Regions from separate parts of the Homo sapiens genome. Here region 2 is linked to region 1. A link is a contact called in ENCODE Hi-C or POLR2A ChIA-PET data. All regions are on one chromosome and are shown on one strand. The core of a region is the stretch at or near the end of the contact, and the rest is flanking DNA. Distances in the headings are between cores, read along the strand shown. Region 1 holds the start of PDCL (phosducin like). Region 2 overlaps RABGAP1 (RAB GTPase activating protein 1).

Evidence for each region. Hi-C counts contacts between places; a loop is a spot of excess contacts on that map. ChIA-PET counts read pairs that join two places held with the same protein, here RNA polymerase II (POLR2A). Pooled maps may share reads with other maps.
Region 2: a map with no recorded cell type shows a loop between it and region 1 (2.0-fold over the local background). The contact joins the enhancer-like site here to the promoter of PDCL in region 1. A Hi-C loop is called at or near these places in 1 of 168 maps with a recorded cell type or tissue (CD8-positive, alpha-beta T cell), 14 of 37 single-sample maps with no recorded cell type and 3 of 50 pooled maps. POLR2A ChIA-PET finds 5 or more read pairs at or near these places in 2 of 52 experiments (activated CD8-positive, alpha-beta memory T cell and activated T-cell).

Annotation. Positions count from the first base shown.
Region 1 is chr9:122,824,276-122,831,719 of GRCh38, forward strand. PDCL (phosducin like) reads right to left here and starts at 4,313. Exons shown (of 4, transcript NM_005388.5): 1 at 4,196-4,313; 2 at 2,341-2,517. The coding sequence starts at 2,512. RefSeq lists an enhancer at 4,215-4,509.
Region 2 is chr9:122,971,324-122,978,767 of GRCh38, forward strand. The region is part of intron 2 of RABGAP1 (RAB GTPase activating protein 1); the gene reads left to right. Among named protein-coding and RNA genes, the nearest start is that of RABGAP1, 34 kb to the left of the region's middle. Within about 2 kb of position 3,933, at least 2 of the 41 ENCODE cell types and tissues checked have a DNase peak (open chromatin) inside an H3K27ac peak, as active enhancers do.

The sequences.
Region 1 (7,444 bases), core at 3,063-5,562:
GGCCAATGGGATTGTGAGCAAATATGAAGTATGCCATGTCTGAGCAAAACAAAAAGTATGCCGTGTATGAGCCATTCCATGTTTCCAACAGCTCCTCTCTTGCTCTCTATGCTTCGCCATGAAAACGGTGTGTCCTAAATAGAGGGACACAGCCAAACTGAGGCTGTTATTCTTTCAGCCTAGCTCCTAGATGAAAGAACATACGAAACATAAGCAGGGCTGCCATTGACCTACAGGCTGCATGTAACGTGAATGAGAAATAAACCTTTGTTGCCATAAGCCACTAAAGCTTTGGAGTCTATTGGTTTCACAGAAAAAAAATATACAAATCTATATGAAGACAACTTTAAAATGCTCCCAAAAAATACTTGAAAGACTTGAATAAATGGAAAAGCAATACCATGTTCCTGAACAGACATACTCAACATCACAAAAGTGCCAATGATCCCTAAATTAATCTATATATTTAATGCATTCCCAATGAAAATACATGAACACACATATGTGTCCGGCTCCTAAATTTCCTTTGGAAAAAATAAAGCAAAAGTTAATTGAAGAGGGTCTAGCCTCACCAAATACTAAAATATAACACTACAATAATTAAAAACAGTATGACACAGCCCAGTAAAAGACAAATCAATGGAAGAGACCACATAGTACAGCTAAAGACCCAACATAAACAGAGAAATTCAGTACATAATAAAAGTGACATCTCAAGATAATAAAGATGGCTTATTCACTAAGCAGTACTGAAACAACTGAGTAGCAATCTAAAAAAAAATTAAACTGGAGCCCTACTGCACCCTGCATCAAAGTGAATTCCACATGAATCAATATTTAAGTGTAAAAAATGAAATCACAAAAATACTAATGAAAAGTATAGGAGAATCTTTTTTTTTTTTTGGAGACAGAGTCTCACTCTGTTGCCCAGGCTGGAGTACAGTGGCATGATCTTGGCTCACTGCAACCTCTGCCTCCGGGGTTCAAGCAATTCTCCTTCCTCAGCCTCCCGAGTAGTTGGGCCTACAGCCGCATGCCCCCACACCTGGCTAACTTTTTGTATTTTAGTAGAGACGGGATTTCACTGTGTTGCCCAGGCTGGTCTCGAACTCCTGAGCTCAGGCAGTCCACCCGCCTCAACCTCCCAAAGTGCTAGGATTACAGGCGTGAGCCACTGTGCTCAGCCAGGAGAACCTTTTTATACAGCAAAGTGAGGCCCTTTATAAAGTAGGGTGAAGAAACGCCTTTTAAGTAAAATGCAAAATTAAGAAACTATAAAATACTTTTAAGTACATAAAAATAAAATTTTTCATCCAGGAAAAGAACAAAAGAATATAAAGTCAAAAGACAACAACAAACTGAAAGAAATATTTACCACTCATATCACAGATTAATTTCCTTTATAGCTCCCCAAGAAGAAAAAAAACACCTAATTTTTTAAATGAGCAAAGGATATAAAAATCTCTCTTAAAATTATGAAAAGAAGTTTAGGTTCCCTCTTAAAAATAAATATGGGCCCAGTGCATTGGTTCATGCCTATGGGACGCTGAGGCAGATGATCGCTTGAGGCCAGCAGTGTGAGGCCAGCCTGGGCAACAAAGTGAGACCCCATCTCTACAAAAAATAAAGAAATAAATTAGCTGGGCACGGTGGCAAGCGCCTGTGGTCCCAGCTACACGTGGTCCCAGCTTTTTAAGAGAGGAACCTCATGGAAGCTGAGGCAGAAGGATCATTTGAGCTCAGGAAGTTGAGGCTGCAGTGAGCCATTATGGCACCAAGGCACTCCAGCCTGAGCAACAAGGTGAGAACTTGTCTTAAAAAACAAAAAAACAAAACAAAACAAAAAAAAGGTGGTGGGGGCGGAAATAAACCTACAATGAATTACTACAATAGCAAAGATCAAGGAGTTTCATAACACAGTAGGAGGTCAAGTGTACGGAGAAACACAGATTGCTGATTAAACTATAAACTACTGCCACCTCAACTCAACTGACAGCAATTTGACAATATTAAAATGTACAAGTGTAAATATGCCATTTTTAGGAATTTGCACTACCCATATACTCATACTTGTGATTTATGAGATATCAAACTGTTAATACGAGATGCAGGATTCAAATCCAGGCCAGTCTGTGTTCATTACCATGCTGCTATGCACATACATTTGTATTGTGCACTAAAAGGCTAGAAGCACACATAATGAAAAGACTAGGTTACCTCTGAAAGTGGGACCAGAGTTAAAAGTGATCAGGAGAATTAATTTATTAATATGTATTTAATTAATATGTATTTAATGTACATTTTTTAAGCCTGTTCCCAGAGCCCAGGGTTTCTCAGTACCTGTGTTAACTGAGATGCCTTCGCCTGCCAGCTCAGCCTCTGCAGGCACAGAACTGCTGGCTGGGGCACATCTGCCTCGGTCCTTGTCCTCGTGGTCACTGTCCTCATCCTCACTGCTGCTATAGTAGTACTGCAGTTTCTCCCCCAGCAACTTATCATCAAGGGTGGTCATGGTGTCTGGAAAAAGAAAGCATATCAGGTTCTTTGCTGATTTGAGCCAGACAGACATGAATCTGAAGCATAGGGGGCTCGCCTGTGCTGAGATCCTACAATTTCCAGGACACTAAAGTGATTATTTTCATAACCAAAATCTTAACAAATCCCTACCGTTACCCTGTGTGTTAGGGCTTATCACACTCTTTAACAGAAGGTAAAACTGAAGCTCAGATAAAGGAAGAGTCTTCACCAAGCTTAACAGCGAATGACGGAGCTGGGACCAGACCCCAGGGATTCCTGACTCCAAGAGCCTGAGGTATAAATTACTCTAGTCTGAGTTAAGTGTACAAGCCACCTGCACTGGCTTGGAGGAATCTACTGACTAGTGGTTTTATCTGTGCTTTTAGTTTTCCCACCAGCTAAGACTGCTGCCTAATTGAAAAATTGTTTAAGTATCCTCAGGAAAAACCCCAAAAAGAGGCATCAAGAGTACAATGCTGAGTCACTATTTGTCTAGGCAATCACTCTCTGTCACCAGCCTTCAACTTCCCAGACAACACCCTGAGGGCTTGGATGGATGGTCTCTGAAACGCTACCTATTCTGACAGTTTAAAAGAAGGGCCCATACAAAGATTTTAATAACTCCCAAGGGTTTAAAGGACTATGATGGCCGGGCTCGCGCAGGTAATCCCAGCACTTAGGGAGGCCGAGGAGGGAGGATCACTTGAGACCAGGTATTCGAGACCAGCCTGGCTAACATGGCGAAACTCTTGTCTCTACTAGTAAAAGCAAACAAACAAACAAACAAAAATTAGCCAGGTGTGGTGGCGGGTGTCTGTTTTCCCAGCTACTCAGGAGGCTGAGGCACGAGAATCTCTTGAATCCGGGAGGCGGAGGTTGCAGTGAGCCAAGATCACGCCACTGCACTCCAGCCTGGGAGACAGAGCGAGACTCTGTTTCAAAAAAAAATAAAAACTAAAAATATAAAGGACCAGGCTTCTGCATCAGAAGTAGCCAAGGGCATTCTGATGAAAAGATGCAGCTTAGCCCCCAGAGGCCTGCTTGAGAATTCAGCAGGAATGCGGCTGCCTTAAAGACTTATCACCGGGCCTATCATACTCCATTTACAAAGTGACTCTCTCCCACCGGGCAAGGAGTTCTTGAACGTAGGGACCTCTAGTCACTACCTCTATCCCCAAAGCCCAGCACAATGCCGCTGCACAATTTGCTAAACTCGCAGCCTGGGTCAACGGGAGAATCGGAGGACTCCAGCAGTCAGATGCAAAGGAGACAGGGATCATGGAGAGACAGGTGGAGGTGCCAAGAAGGAACAAAACCAAACTTAAGGCCCAGGAATGGGCCAAGCGGGGGACACAGCAGCGGCGGAGGGGAGGGAAGGAGTTGCGCTCCTAAAGGAGGGACCGCTGCGGGGAGGAGACGAGGGCGGGCCCCCTGGAGACGCGAGCAGAGGAGGCGGGGCCCCCGGACGGGAAGCAGAGGGGTGTGTGGAGCTTTTGGGGGAAGGCTGGAAGGGCCCGGGGGAGGTGGGGCCAGAGGAGGAAAGGGGACGAGGAAGACGCGGAGAACTTGGGGGTCGAGACAGAGCGAAGAAGGGGCAGTTTTACCCAAGCTCGCCAACCCCACTCCCTCCCGTAGTCCGCAGCTGCTGCCGCTTCCCGGTGGACCCCAATGCAGTTACCTGCCCTAGCTCGCTCCGGATCCCTTTGGGCCAGCAGCTCCGGGCGCCGGAAGGAATGGAGCACTTTCTTAAGAGGAAGAGCAGTGGGTCAGCGCCCTGAGCGCTAAAGAGAAAAGCCGCCGAAGCCCGACAGCGCGGACCAATGAGGCGGCCTTCCTGCGTCGTGGCGGACGCGCATTGTCCAATCAGAAGCCGCTACTCCCAGCTGAGGGGCAGGGGAGAAGCTACGGGTCCTACCTTGGAACAAAACACCTCGACAACAACGCTCTCCTAATTGCTTTGTTTTGGTTTTAATCTGCACAACAAAAAAGTGAATTGTATGACCCAGCGTCAAGCAATAAGAAAAATGTATTCACAGGCCGGGCGCGGTGGCTCACGCCTGTAATGCCAGCACTTTAGGAGGCCGAGGCGGGCGGATCACTTAAGGTCATGAGTTCAAGACCAGCCTGGCCAACACGTTGAAAACCCGTCTCTACTAAAAATACAGAAATTAGCCGGGCCTGGTGGCCGACGCCTGTAATCCAAGCTACTCGGGAGGCTGAGGCAGGAGAATCGCTTAAACCCAGGAGGCAGAAGTTGAAGTGGGCCGAGATCGCGCCACTGCACCCCAGCCTGGGCGACAGAGCGAGACTGTCTCAAAAAAAAAGAAAGAAAGAAAAGAAAAATGTATTCACTTCCCTTCGAAGTTTCCGAAGCCATTCAAAGTGTGTTTTTTATTGGTTCTTCATCGCATCACGTCTATTAGACGGAAAAGTGACTCAGAGACGTTCGGTAATTTGCCCGAGAGCACAAATCCCTCAAGTACAGGGCATAGATTAAAATATATATATATATTTTTTTGACGGAGTTTCGCTCTTCTTGCCCAGGCTGGAGTGCAGTGACGCGATCTCGGCTCACTGCAACCTCCGCCTCCCGGGTTCAAGAGATTCTCCTGCCTCAGCCTCCAGAGTAGCTGGGATTACAGGCGTCCGCCAGCAGACCCGGCTAATTTTTTCTATTTTTAGTAGAGACGGGGTTTCACCATTTTAAAGAAGCGGCAGCCAGGAGTGGTGGCGCGCGCCTGTAGTCCCAGCTACGCAGGAGGCTGAGGCGGGAGGATCGCTCAGCCCAGGACTTGGAGGCCAGCCTGGGTGACAGAGCAGGAATGTAATGTGAAATCCGGAATTGGCTCCTGGTATAGAAAAAGGACATGGGGCCGGGTGCGGTGGTTCACTCCTGTAATCCCAGCACTTTGGGAGGCCGAGGCGGGCAGATCACCTGAGGTCAGGAGTTCGAGACCAGCCTGGCCAACATGGCGAAACCCCGTCTTTACTAAAAATACAAAAATTAGCCGGGCATGGTGGTGCACACTTGTAATCCCAGCTACTCGGAGGCTGAGGCAGGAGAATCGCTTGAACCCGGGAGGCGGAGGTTGCAGACAGCTGAGATCGCACCACTGCACTCCAGCTTGGGGGTCAAGACTGAGACTCCGTCTCAAAAAAGAAAAATAAAAAGGACATGAATGGGACAACTGACGAAATTTGAATAAGGCCTATTAATTCATATTAGTAGTATTGTATCAATAGTTTTAATAATTATACTATGTAAGATGTGAACTTTTGGAGATTCTATTAGATGAAGAATCTAGGGAAGCACTATCCTATTTTTGCAACTTTGTTTTCTTCTTCCAGGGTAAAGCCATACTATGATATTTTGCAACTTTTTTTTCTTTTTCCTCAGGCATACTTTGTCGTCTGTTTTTGCAACTTTTTTAAAACCTAAAATGATTTCAAATTCTGAGCCCTTGTTGAAGTATCCAATACACAACCGTGAAGTTGCTCATAGAAAGCTTTGGGTAAATTGAATCATAGAAAATATTCTAGAAAGATACACTGTTTAAAATAGGGCTCTTAATTTGGGGTAGGGGATCTTAATTTGTGGTTCTAGGACCACCTGAAATTGTCTGCAAATTTCTGTACCTGCCTGTTTTCAGAGAGGCTGTTTGCTGAGGCCCTCAGAGGAGTCAAAAAATACCACACACAAACACACACCCATTCAAGAATACTGTATTAATAAGTCCGTTTTCATACTGCTGTAAATAAATAACCCAGTGTCAGGCAGTTCATACTGCTATAAAGAACTGCCCGACACTGGTTTATTTATTTATTTATTTATTTAAGACGGAGTCTTACTCTGTTGCCAAGGCTGGAGTGCAGTGGCGCAATTCTCGGCTCACTGCAATCTCCGCCTCCCAGGTTACAGGCTCCCGCCACCACGCCCGGCTAATTTTTGTATTTTTTAGTAGAGACGGGGTTTCACCGTGTTAGCCAGGATGGTCTCGATCTCCTGACCTCGTGATACACCCGCCTCGGCCTCCCAAAGTGCTGGGATTACAGGCGTGAGCCACCGCGCCCGGCCATATTCAACCTTTTTTAAAAAAAGTAGAAATGGGGTCTTGCTATGTTGCCCACGTTGGTCTCAAATTCAGACCTTTTAATATATTCAGTCTCCTGGTTGTATAGATATAGTGATGTCTTTGTTGGGAATGTAGCTTGCATCTGTCAGGAATATGTGTACATGAGTTAGCTATCTAATAATATCCAACAGAACCACTCATTTTTCCTGTTAGAAATGTGGAATGGGCCAGGCATGGTGGCTCACACCTGTAATCCCAGCACTTTGGGAGGCCGAGGTGGGCAGATCACGAGGTCAAGAGATCAAGACCATCCTGGCCAATATGGTGAAACCCCGTCTCTACTAAAAATACAAAAATTAGCTGGGCATGGTGGCGCACGCCTGTAGTCTCAGCTACTGGGGAGGCTAAGGCAGGAGAATCGCTTGAACCCAGGAGGTGGAGGTTGCAGTGAGCTGAGATTATGCCACTGTACTCCAGCCTGGCAACAGAGTGAGACTCCGTCTCAAAAAAAAAAAAAAGAAATGTGGAATGATGTGGATAATGAAGTTTCTGTTTAATGAGCATACTGTATGTAATTTATAGTTTTAAAGGTATTTTACCGCTACTGTAAGGTTTTTGTTGGGCTGTTTATCAGTAGAGTATATTAAAGGTATTCCCTAGTGGGGAAAACAACCCATGAGCTGTCTTGTGACGGCTAAAGCATTTATCTTTAAGCAAGGGAAACCTTGATCCAACCAGATTTATAGGCTATTTTTAAAAATATTTAAAATTTTGAAGTAACTGAATGAAATTCATATATAAGTGATTAAATAGGCCGGGCACGATGGCTTATGCCTGTAATCCCACCATTTTGG
Region 2 (7,444 bases), core at 2,683-5,182, 150 kb after region 1:
CAGGCACCTTACAGAAGCAATTGCAGAACTACTCTGGAAGAACATACTTGCCACTCAGGCTACATGGTATTTCCCCAGATAACCCTCTTAAAGCAGAGCACACAATCCAAAATTTACAAATATATACAAAGAATTATTTATTATGAGCAAGTTAGCAAACCCCAGCAGAACTGAATCCCACTGGAACTTGGGCATTAGAATTATTAGGTATAACCTTAAGGGAAATATGATTAAAATCATTAAAGACTTAAAGCAAAATTAGAAAACATTTAAAAAGAACAAAATATCAAAAAATGTAAAAATTAAGCCAACTAAAACTGGAATTCTGCAATTAAATTTAGAGCCAGTGAAATTAAAAGTGCAGCAGATATGTTAAACAGCAAATTACACATGGCTGAAGAGAGAATCAAATACCTGGAAAATGGATCTGAAGAAATTATCCAGAAGATAGCATTGAAAGATATGAAAGACCACTTAAGAGACATGAAAATTAAGATGAGAAGGACCAACCATCTTAAGTGTTCTATAATAAGAGAATGGTGAAGATGGAAGAAAATACTTGAAGAGATAATAGTTGAATATTTTCCAGAAGTGATAAACGATATAAATCATTGGCTTCAAAGAACACAGTAAGTCCCAAGTGGAATGATAGTAGAACTGGAGAACATCATAGCCAGAGAGAAAATAATACAAGGCTGAATGAGAATAGAGATGAAGTGGACTTGGTGCCTGTATTTAAGATGCTTATAGCTTAGGGCAGATGACAATTAAAAATCTTGTTACATTTTTTTCTGTTAGTCTTTCCTTTGTAACAGATTACCTCTGCCCATTGTAGTGGCACATGTCTGTAATCCCAGCACTTTGGGAGGCTGAGGCAGGAGGATCACTGGAGCCCAGGAGTTCAAGACCAGCCTGGGCAACAACAGTGCGACCCTGTCTCTTTAAAAAATAAAAATAAAAATGGTAAGAAAAAAACTCCAAATTACCTCGATACTCAGTGGATTAAAACTATTTCTCTTGATTTTGTGGATTGACTGGTTGGTTTTTGCCAATCTTGCGCTCATACAGCTTCATCTGGTGGGTCGGGTGGGGACTGGACTTGAGTAGGATGGCTGGGTCTCCTTCCATGTAGTCGCTCGTCTTAGGCTTCTTCACAGCATGGTAGTCTTAGGACAGGAGTAGCAGCTGTAAGGCCCTTGGGGCTGTGGGTTAGAAATTATACCACGTGGATTCTCGTGTTCAAAGCAAGTCACAAGTCCAGTTCTTATTCAAAGTTTTGGGTAAATAGGCTATATCTCTTGATTGGAGGTGCTGTAGAGATTCTCTGGCCGTATTTAATTTTCAACATCAGTATAGTTAGATGAATGCTGTGGTGTAGATGAGCAAAGGGTGCTATAGAACAGAGGATGGAAACCTAATTCAGCTTGAGGGAAGGGTCAAGGAAGGCTTCTTGGAGTTGGTAATGCTTTACGTAAGCCCTTTAAATAAAAGTATTATGTGATGGTGTGGTTATAGAAAACATAAAGGTATGGCCGGGCGTGATGGCTCACACCTGTAATCCCAGCACTTGGGGAGGCCAAAGTGGGAGGATTGGTTGAGCTCAGGAGTTGAGACCAGCCTAGGCAATATAGTGAGAGCCTATCTCTTTATATATTAAAAAAAAAAAATACATAGAGGTATATTTCTTTTTTTTTTAACCTAGTCATCCATAAGCAGGTATTTTTCGTAATAAAATGTTTTGACAACTCATATCAAAATGTGAGAACTTTCCATAAAAGCAGAACATGTATTTTCTCCATCTGACTGACTATATGTTCCTCTCAGTTGGGAATCTTAGCTCTTACCCAAAGATACTCTATAAATACTGGTTGGGGATGCATTGATGAACTAGTGTTTCTTATGCAGAAAGATCAGTTACTTTTTTTTGCTTTTGAGACGGAGTCTCGCTCTGCTGCCCAGGCTGGAGTGCAGTGGCATGATCCCTGCTCACTGCAAGCTCCACCTCTCGGGTTCACACCATTCCCCTGCCTCAGCCTCCCAGTAGCTGGGACTACAGGCGCCCACCACCATGCCCGGCTAATTTTTTGTATTTTTAGTAGAGATGGGGTTTCACCGTGTTAGCCAGGATGGTCTCGATCTGACCTCGTGATCCACCCGCCTCGGCCTCCCAAAGTGCTGGGATTATAGGCATGAGCCACCGAGCCTGGCCAGATCAGTTAATTTTTTAAACTCTTTAATCCTCATAGAGTTTTCTTCTTGAAAAATCTAATTGACATTATTTAGATGAAAGAAAATTGCCAAACTTTATTAAAATAGCAGATAACAAAAGTCACTCTGTCTCAGTAATGCCGAAACTAATCTTCTGATTTGGTTTCTGATACTGCTTTTTTAGAACCTGATAATCTGCTGGACGTGGTGGCTCACGCCTGTAATCCCAGCACTTTGGGAGGCCGAGGCGGGCAGATCACCTGAGGTCAGGAGTTTGAGACAAGCCCGGCCAACATGGCAAAACCCCATCTCTACTAAAAATACAAAAATTAGCTGGGCGTGGTGGCATGCACCTGTAATCCCAGCTACTCCGGAGGCTGAGGCAGGAGAATTGCTTGAACCCGGGAGGCGGAGGTTGCAGTGAGCTATCACGCCACTGCACTCCAGCCTGGGCGACGAGCGAAACTTCGTCTCAAACCAAAAAAAAAAAAGAAAAAAAGAACCTGGTAATCTTGTCCTCTGTAATGCAGATCTTTTATTCAGCAAAGTTACTGAACATGAGCTCAGTTTAATTAAGAGGGTTATAGTGGTGGTGGCAGTGGAGACACATCAGTAAATACGTCATCATGATACAATTCATCATGTACTAGAATCTAGGTATGAGCGAACTGTGTGAGAATGTAATTGTTGCCTAAAGAAGAAAAGAAAGGTTATGTGTAGTAGGTGATAGTTGAGAAAATATTAAGAGTGCCCTGTACAAACAAGTGAGCCTGTAACGTGGTAAGATCCAGAAGCTTGAAAGAACATGGAGTCAGGACTACTGTAGGTAGAAGAATTGATTGTATTTGCTTTTCTTTTCCTCCCAAGATGGAAATGGCTTTGTCTTTTTTTTTTTTTTTTTTTTTTTTTTAGTTATAATAATGTTTGCTTGATATAGAAAACCAGGCAGTAAGAGAAGTAACTAAAACCCAGCCATGGCCATGTGCAGTGGCTCATGCCTGTAATCCCAACACACTTTGGGAGGTGGAGGCAGGAGGATTGCCTGAGCCCAGGAGTTCTAGACCAGCCTAGGTAACATGATGGGACCCTGTCTCTATTTTTAAAATAAAAAAATTAAAATAAAACCCATCCATAATCCCATTACTTAGTGAAACAGTTGTAAATGTTTTGGGCCTGTCTTCAGTTGACTTTTCAGGATAAATTCACAAGCTGCTGTTCTTTCCCGTCCTCTTTTTATTTTAAAGTAATACTAGAAATTCTAATGATAACTTTATGTTGTTTGGTTCTTCCTTCATAGAGTAAGATAAAAAGACTGATAATCAGAACAGCCATGGTTTATAAAGTAAATCATAAAGAAATTTACTGATTTAACAAAGATCACAGAATGAGTGTGTAAGCAGGTTTGAGATTAGTAACTAAATCTTCAAATATCCAAATTGGACTTTTGGTTATTTCGTGTCATGTATTCTGACACAGCTAAGGTTATTTAGTGTTATAAGTAACATACATACTTCTTAATTGCTCAGCTTTTACACTGAAGCTCAGCAATATTACTCAGTTTGAACCATTTTCATTTGTGTTTTTACTGCAGTAGGATTAAAATAGTGGAAACTGTAGATCATCAGGAATTCGTCTTTAATTTTCTGATCATCTAGGGACTTCTCAAGCACAAAGTGTCCCTTCCTAAGCATGTTTTCTTGAGGGCCTAAATATCCTTCAGAAAAGGATCCCAAACTGCCTGAAGTAGCTTTGTATAACTGGCAAATCAAGTGGGGCCAAGTTGGTATTGTTGCAGTGAAAGGAAACAAGGACTATAAAATTAGAAGTAGAAAATTGAGACCAGGAAATGACTCTGGATTTTGCCTTTGGAACATTTTGTCCTTTGGTTCCATAAATGCAATTTTGCTCTCAAGGAAACAGACTTGTAGCCAATTCTACCGTATAAGATATTGCCCTTATTTGATATATTTAGAAAGGACAAATGTTATTCCAGTATGCTGCTTTTGTACATGAATAGTAGGTGTGTTCTTAGAGTTTCTTTGGGCCACGAAAAGTAGAACTACTTGCTTTCTAAGTTTATTGTTTTCAAACCTCAACTCTAATAGGTGGATCAGAGTTTCTTTAGAAAGAGCTGAGAGTGGGGTGGAGGAATACCAACACTTATTGGATGCTATTTGGCAGGTACTGTGGTGTGAGAGTTAAATGAGATAGTTCTGTAAAAACCACACGATACAGTGCCTGAAATATACGTAAGTGCCCAATAATGTTATCAAACCCTAATAACAATCCTGTGAGATAGATATTAACATCCTCATTTTAGAGATGAGACAGTTGGGGCTCCCAGACATTAATTTGCCCTCAGTTACAGAGTTAATGTCAGAGCAATGTCCCAAAGCCAGATATGTCTTACTTGGGAGTCCAAGTATGGCTACTAAGTTCAGTTGCATAGGCTTTGCACACTACAGTTCTAGTGAGAGCCATTCAGATAATCTGTGCTGTGAATGGGGTGCCTCTTGGAGTTGTGCCACAAAACAACTCTGGGCCCAGTTTTTTTTAGTACCACCCTGCTATGTAAGCAGAATTATGAATAAACAATTCATCATGCAGTCTCCATCCCTGCAAACGTTTATGTCATATGTTTACAGTAGCTGCTAAATGCTAAATTGGCCTTTTTATGTTTATTGTTTTCCTTAACAATTCAGGACTTTCCTAAAGAACTGTTCCTTTTAATGTAGAGTACATGGAAATAAACACAAATCTAAATGTAATTCTTAGTTGTACTATTCATAAATATTTGTTTTGCTTTTTTTGTCTTCATATTTGTGCTAAATTACATTAGAAGTCTTTGTTGGACTTCAAAATATATTGTTTGTGTTTTGCACTGGGCTCTTTGCAGTGTTCTTATTGTAAATGTTAGCCCTTAATGACACTTGCTCAGAATAATGAAAACAGATGGTATTTGTTTTTGTTTTTGTATTTTAGTAGATAAAGCTAAAGTCATTCAGATTTCCTTTCTATAATTAAACCAAAATTTGTAGAATATTCAGTATCCAAGTAGGATAAAATCATACTGCTTTGGCTTCCATTCTTTGCATTTGTAACATTCAGTTCAGTAAATATGTATTTCAGGTGTATTTTGTCCCAGTCACTATCTGAAGCTTTGGGGATATAAAGATAATTTAACAAACAGTCTCTGCCCAGTCTGGTTCAAGGGACTCTCTAAACAAATATTTTCTAAAACAAGTAGCAATGCTAGAATAAACATATATGCTAATATTATGGTAGCCCTGAGGAGGGAGTGATTAAATCCTATCTAGAACGGTTAAGATCTCCCAGAGGAGATAACAGAATTTAAGGTTGGTCTTAAAGAATACACAGGAGGAGAGGATGACTTTCCAGGAAAGGAAACACTCTATACAAAGTATGGGTGCTTGAAAGTTTATGGTGGGTCCTGGGAAAGTTGAGTAGTTTGCTGTGACTAAGTGACTGGAAAGGCAGATTGAGCAGAGTTGTGAAAAGACTAATAGGATATACTTATGAATTTGGGCTTTATCTTGTGGGCATTGAGGAACCATGGAAGGATTTAAAAACAAGGCAGTGCTTGATCACAACTAAGACTGGCAATTATAAGTTGAATGGTGGCCATATGTGAAAGAGAAGAGAGAGAAAGAAGGCAGGCAAACTACTAACTGCAGTAGGCTTACGTAAAATGAAAGAGGTTGTCCTAAGGTATTAGCTATGCAGAGAAGATAGAAGGGAAAAATGGACAGACAAGGGTCAATAGGATTTGTGAGTTATATGGGAATGAGAGAAATCAAGGATGATTGTAATTCTTAATTTGGCCATGGAGTGAATGGTAGTGCAACTCATTGATTAAAAAAGGATGCAGGAGGGCTGGGTTCGGTGGCTCATGCCTGCTAATCCCAACAGGGAGGCCAAGGCGGGCAGATACTTGAGGCCAGGAGTTTGAGACCAGCCTGGCCAACATGGTGAAACCCACCCCATCTCTACCAAAAATACAAAAATCAGCTGGGCGTGATGGCGCATGCCTGTAATCTCAGCTACTCGGGAGGCTGAGACATGAGAATCGCTTGAACCCAGGAGGCAGAGGTTGCAGTGAGCAGAGATTGCGCCACTGTACTGCTCAACCTGGGCGGCAGAATGAGACTGTGTCTCAAAAAGAAAAAAAAAAGCAGGAAGAGGATCAGTGGCTTAAGTTTTGGACAGAATAAGTTTGATGTATCCAACTGAAGGTCTCTATCCAGTAGACAGTTGAGGAAGGGATTGTAGATAGAGATTTGAGATTGTTTGTTGTTGGGAGTAGATACCATACAGTGGCACAGGAGAGTCTAATAACGTGAAGTTAATGCCAAAGACAGAATCCTGGATGAGCACCTTTAGTAGGGTACATAGAAAAAAAGGAACAGTTGTGTTCTCAAATTGCATCTTTTGTGGAAATCATACTTTTTCTGTTTTATTTTAGGTCAGATTTTTTGAGGTAAAATTTACACCAATAAAATGCAACCCTCTTAGTTGTACAGTCCTGAGTTTTAACAAATGTAAAGTCTCATGTAACGACCAGCACAGTCAAGATGGGGAATACTTTTATTACTCCCAAAAGTCCCCTCGTGCATCTATTTAGTCATACCTTTATTCCCCTTCCCTGATAACCAGTGATCTGATTTCTGTCCCTATAGTTTTGTCTTTTCCAGAATGCCAGGTAAATGGAGTCATACAGTATGTAGTCTTTTTGTGTATGGCTTCTTTTACATAGAATAATGCTTTTGAGATTTGTCCATGTTATTGTGTGTATTAGTAGTTTATTCCTTTTTATTGCTTAGTAGTATTCCATTTTATAGATCTATAAGAATCTTTTTATTAATCTACTCACCAGTGAATAAACATTTGGGTTGTATTCAGTTTTTGGCTATTATGAATAATGCATTAACATTTGCAGCCGGGCATTGGTGGCTCATTCCTGTAATCTCAGCAACTTGGGAGGCTGAGATGGGAAGATCGCTTGAGCCCAGAAGTTTGAGGCTGCAGTGAGCTATGATCGTGCCACTCTCCTGCAGCTTGGTCAGCAGAGAAAAACCCTGTCTCTCAAAAAATAATTTGCAAACAGATTTTTGTGTAGACATATGTTTTTATTTTTCTTGGGTAACTAATACCTAAGAGTGAGTCATATGGTAAGTGTAATGTTTAACCTTATAAAACTTTATAAAAAATGGATAAT